Linked DNA regions of Homo sapiens: region 2 is linked to region 1. Evidence: chromatin loops called from intact Hi-C (ENCODE). Cell type or tissue: ovary. All regions are shown on one strand.

The links. A loop is a pair of places that touch in the nucleus more often than their neighbours do. Peaks named below come from ENCODE experiments on the same cell type or tissue, not always from the same donor. Only the 100,000 strongest peaks of a DNase experiment are listed, where the experiment ranks them.
Region 2: it touches region 1 in a loop (4-fold over the local background); 6 of 110 quality-filtered maps call a loop at or near these places.

Annotation. Positions count from the first base shown.
Region 1 is chr4:54,233,447-54,235,946 of GRCh38, reverse strand. The region is part of intron 1 of PDGFRA (platelet derived growth factor receptor alpha); the gene reads right to left. Among named protein-coding and RNA genes, the nearest start is that of PDGFRA, 5.4 kb to the right of the region's middle. RefSeq lists silencers at 1,415-1,522, 2,484-2,500 and enhancers at 1,587-1,636, 2,144-2,263, 2,074-2,500. In ovary, CTCF peaks have their summits at 1,498 (motif pointing right) and 2,467 (motif pointing right); DNase peaks (open chromatin) are centred at 1,546, 1,926 and 2,486; H3K4me3 peaks cover 2,018 bases; H3K27ac peaks cover 1,663 bases.
Region 2 is chr4:52,721,230-52,723,729 of GRCh38, reverse strand. No RefSeq gene overlaps it. Among named protein-coding and RNA genes, the nearest start is that of SNORA26, 9.2 kb to the right of the region's middle. RefSeq lists an enhancer at 908-1,207 and silencers at 1,368-1,417, 1,598-1,737. In ovary, no CTCF peak of the experiment used is centred here; a DNase peak (open chromatin) is centred at 1,219; H3K4me3 peaks cover 1,388 bases; H3K27ac peaks cover 1,513 bases.

The sequences.
Region 1 (2,500 bases):
AGCCACTGATCCCAAATCTGATACTCTATCCAACTCTCTGAACCTCAGTCTTTTCTTCTAGGAAGCACGACTACCAAGGCCTGACTGGTTGCTTGCCCTGTGGCATTCTTGTAAGGACTAAATTATATAGTTTAATTGAAAGTGCTTTGATTTTCACGACTTTTTCTGCAGACTCCCAAGATATTTTAGATCGGCTCCTTCAACTTCTCCTTAACTAAGAAAGTGAGGGATGCCCCAGAAGCCACATGACTTGCCCTGCACCTCCTACCTCCTGGAGACATGGATCTGAACTCTGATTCAGCCCACACCAGCAGTCCACTCCCATGACCCTGTTACCTCCAGCCTGGTGTGGCTATAAAGACCATTCAAAGATGAGCCAATATATACAGTCACAGAAACAGAGAAACAAATGACTTTGCAGCTACTATCCTTTCTCTTTAACAGGGTGCCATCTCCTGCCCTGCAAACAGAAGTAAAGAGCCATTGGACATGACTCTATAACCAAAGGCAATGTGCAAAGGTAGTGTAAACAGACAGTAGGCAATGCAAGGCTCTATTTCCAGAAGGACTAACAGCAAGACATTCTTCTCCTAAAGCCAGAGAGTTGGCTTCTCAATCACCAATTGCACAGTGCATCCCATTGCAGAACCACTGAATATTGAATTTCACCCCACCCTCACATGATTAAAGACCACAGGAGACTCTCTCACAGCCCCAAAAGCCACTGGTGACTTCAAGATTCAGATTTCCGAGGCTCAGTTAATTTCAGCTCTCCTAAGTTAATTCTAACTGTGAAAATTACACATTTTCCTTTTTCTACGCAGTCTCCTAACTTCAGCCCAGGCAAACCAAGTGCAGGTCTACACTGGTGGAAACTTCTCCCTGTTTTCCAGCAGAGGGTGTGTTTACCAGGACCTCTGCACCCTACCAGAGCCTGTTTTGTTGTTTTGATCTCCCGGAGCTCCATCAGACATTCCAGTAATGGGAGGGGGCTGGAGTGTTTTTAAACAGGAGCCTTTTATGGGACAATCTGGGCTCATAAACATGCCTGCTCTCCTCTCACCATATATTTAACCACGGGAGAATAAAATGACATATCCTTTTGAATATCACCAAACGGGTGTGACTCCTAATGGCACAACCTTAGGAGTAGCAGTAGCAGTTTGAGCATTCGGCTTGAGGTCACCAAGGCCCCGACATAGGTCTCCTCACTCAGAAACGGGAACATCAATGCCCCCCCACTACCCTCCTCACAGGCCAGCTCTGATAATAAGATGTTCACTATGTAAATGCAAAGCATTAACAACCAAGGAGAAACACAACACAAATTTCCACGAAATAAAAATGTTGTCTTCCAGCAATTCTTGTAGCCTCACAGCAAAAGAAAATCAGTCACCTATTACGGTCCTACTGAGCAAAAAATAAATAAAAAATAAAAAATAAAGCACCTTCCTAATGGTCTCCGCGAAGCCCATTCTCACAGCGGGTCGCAGTAGTTCTTACGAGTGGCCAGCAGATGGCAGTGTTGGTCCAAGGACGTGCGTCCACGGGTTGCGACACAGACGCCGCTGCGAGGAATTCTGAGCTCCACTACCCCAAATGTTAATTTCCAGTCTCTTCCTTCCTTAGGTTGTACTTTTAGCTTTCGTGGTGACCTCAGTTGAAAGCCCGCGGGGTTTAAGCAGAAATAGGAAAACTGCTGTTGAAAATGGCTAAATCTCCTCGGGACCCCAGGAGAATTCGGGGACATCTCCCCATCATCCCCATCATCATCCCCATCACCGGGAGCTGGTGCGCCGGGGCAGCGGGGCTTCGGGAAGACGTCTTCGGAGCCGGGAAGACGACGCTGCTGGGCTAGGCCGCAGAGGCTCAGCCGGACTCGCTACTAGGGTTCTGTGCAACCCACGCTCTCGCCACCTCAGCATTTCCGCCCCCTCGGGGCAGGGGGACCGCCTGGACCTCGACGCCGTTCCCGGGCCGCGCTGTCCTATCTGTCCGCGCGCCACCGCCGCCCCCATAAACCAGCCTGGCGAGGGCCGCGACGGCCGCGCAGCTGATTGGAAACGACTGTTACCGTTGCACAATAACGCAGGGTCGTAAAACAAACAAACAGCAACAGGCCGCCCGCGGGGCAAGGGAGCTGGCGAGGGGCTGGAACGCAGAAGACGGCGCCTGCCCCCCAAGAACGCACGGGACCCGTCCTCCTCCACACTCCCCTGCTTCTCCCACATTGAATTACAAGGACGTCCCATTCTCAATCCAAACCCAGAGACCTCGGCCCCCTCTCGTCCACCCGGCGCCTCCCGGGCCCACACAGAGCCTGCGAGGAGTCCACTGGCTGCCCGGAGGAGGGGAAAGGTGACCCAGATTAGCCTCCGCTCCGGGCCCCCGGGGTTCCAGCGCTGCGCTCCACTGAGATAGCGGCGCCGACCGCCCGGGGCTGGGGAAAGCGGGATGCGTCCCCGGAGCCCACTAGAGGGCGCGACAGCCCCGCGAATCT
Region 2 (2,500 bases), 1.5 Mb after region 1:
CCTCCCTTCCTTCCTTCCTTCCCTCCCTTTCTTCCTTCCCTTTCTCTCTCTCTTTCTTTCTATTTCTTTTTTTCTTTTTTTTAATGTAGTATAGCTCTGTCACCCAGGCTGGAGTGCAGTGGCATGATCTCGCTCACTGCAACCTCCACCTCCCGGGTTCAAGCGATTCCCCTGCCTCAGCCTCCGGAGTAGCTAGGATTACAGACGTGTGCCACCACACCCAGCTAATTTTTGTATTTTTAGTAGAGACAGGGTTTCACCATGTAGGCCAGGCTGGTCTCAAACTCCTGACCTCAAGCGATCTGCCCACCTCGGCCTCCCAAAGTGCTGGGATTACAGGCATGAACCACCACGCCCCGCCATGTTCTGTTTCTTAAATTAGTTGTTGGTGGCAGGACTGTGATTAGTTTGTGAAATTTCAGCCGAATGTGCATTTTTGTGTACTCATCTGTGGTCATGTTATATTTCAATAAAAAGCAGTCTCTGCCAGAACCTACAGGCAATGAGGTGCCACAGAAGGAGTTGACATTTGAGAGGCTTGAGAAGGGTTTAAGAGACACAATCAGATTTGCATTAGGAAGATTAATCTTTGGCTTTGGAGGATGACCGGGAAAGGAGTTGGGAGCTATTTGTAGAACTAATCCAGGCAAGCAATTATGAAGGTCTGAATTAGAGCAAGGGAATAGGAATGAGGACAGGATACAGCTGATATTTAGGAAGTAAACATGACAGGACGTGAGCCGATCACTAAATCCTCCTGCTCATGTTTCCTTGCTTGAAAAATAAGGAATAACAGTACCTACTTCATTGGGACTAGTTTGATGATTTAATGAGGGGGAGTGGTTTTAGATTTATAAAATATATATATGCTTATTGTATACCATACCTAGACATAAGGTATTAATATTAGAAAGCTCTAAGAGAAATATCTTGATTTTGGCATTGTCCCTGCGACGCTGCCTTCTCCCTGCCTAGGATGGATCAGCGTGGGACACAGGGTAGAAGGCAGAGGTACAGAATACCACAGGACATGTCAGAACGTGGGCGTGAAACGGGCCCAAGGGACCACGGGTGAAGGTCTAGGACTCTTCCAGCAGCCTGAGCGCCAGCAGAAGGAACCAAAACTAACCCAGGCGTTTCCTCTCCTCCTCCCCAGCCTTTCGGCCGAGAAGCAGACCGGCGGAACGCGACGGGGATTCAGGCCTAGGGGTGGGCTTGAGGCCGGAAAAATGGCCAATGGAACGAGAGCTTCTCCGTGCTTAGCCAATTGCATGACCCCCCCCCCAGGACCGCCCCCATCCGGTGATTGGCAGACACGTCTCCCAGTGTTGTCGCGGCCTGCTAAGGCTCTCAGAACTCCCGCGAGGGTGCGGGTCTTCCTCCAGCGCTGGGCTACTTGGTCCCGCCCCTCAAGGTATTTCTGCTCCTTGTGTGCCAGGGACCCCGGTAGTCCTGCTCCTGCTCTGGACCTGGAGCCAGGAGGTGGCTGGGAGGTGGGCGCGGTGAGGAGGTCTGAGCAGCCGCAGGCTCTGGGCCGCTTCGCCTCGAATCCGGGACCCGCGGGACCCGCAGGACCCGTAGTGCCTGGGGCCGAGGTGGGCGCGGCCCGGGCTCTCATGCTTTCCCTCACGCGCACCTGCCTTTTCCGCGGGGCCCGGGGCGGCTCCCCTGCCAGTTGGCGGGAGTAACCCGTAGTAGTAAAGCGCGACTGGATTAGGCCCTGTGTATTGAAGGGTTTGCGATCTTGAAAGGAACATTTGCATTAAAAACAGTGGGCAAACTTGTTTGTGGTCCTGTTGGTAACACACTTTTAGGGGGTGCAGTACAGTATGTTACCATACTTGGGGGATTAGCCGCCGTAGTTAAATGGTGGGTTCCTGTTGTTCCCAGCCCATTTCTAGCTAATTTAAAGAGAGTTTAAATAGGATAAGGTCCCGTTTACATCTTCCAGTGCCTAATACAAATATTTTAAGCAGCCCTATCAGCCTCCCCAAAAGGTAAAGGAGATTCCCCCAGTAAAGGCACATGACACTATGTATTGAATTCTTTTTTTTTTTTTTAAGACGGTGTCGCTCTGTCGCCCAGGCTGGAGTGCAGTGGCGCGATCTCGGCTCACTGCAACCTCTACCTCCCGAGTTCAAGCGATCATCCCACCTCAGCCTCCCAAGTAGCTGGGATTACAGGCGCCAGCCACCACGCCCGGCTAATTTTTGTATATTTTGTAGAGACGGGGTTTCACCATGTTGGCCAGGCTGGTCTTGAACTCCTGACCTCAGGTGATCCGCCGGAATCGGCCTCCCAAAGTGCTGGGATTACAGGTGTGAGCTACCACGCCCGGCCTGTATTGATTTCTTGAATTTAGCAAACACCACAAAATTATCTTAAAGTAGCCTGTACTTAATACCATAAGAAAGACCAGCCTGAGTCTGTTTTCCCTGAAAGCAAAGCACTGAAAAAATCGTGCAATCGGGAAGAGAATACAAAATACTGTAGATACCTG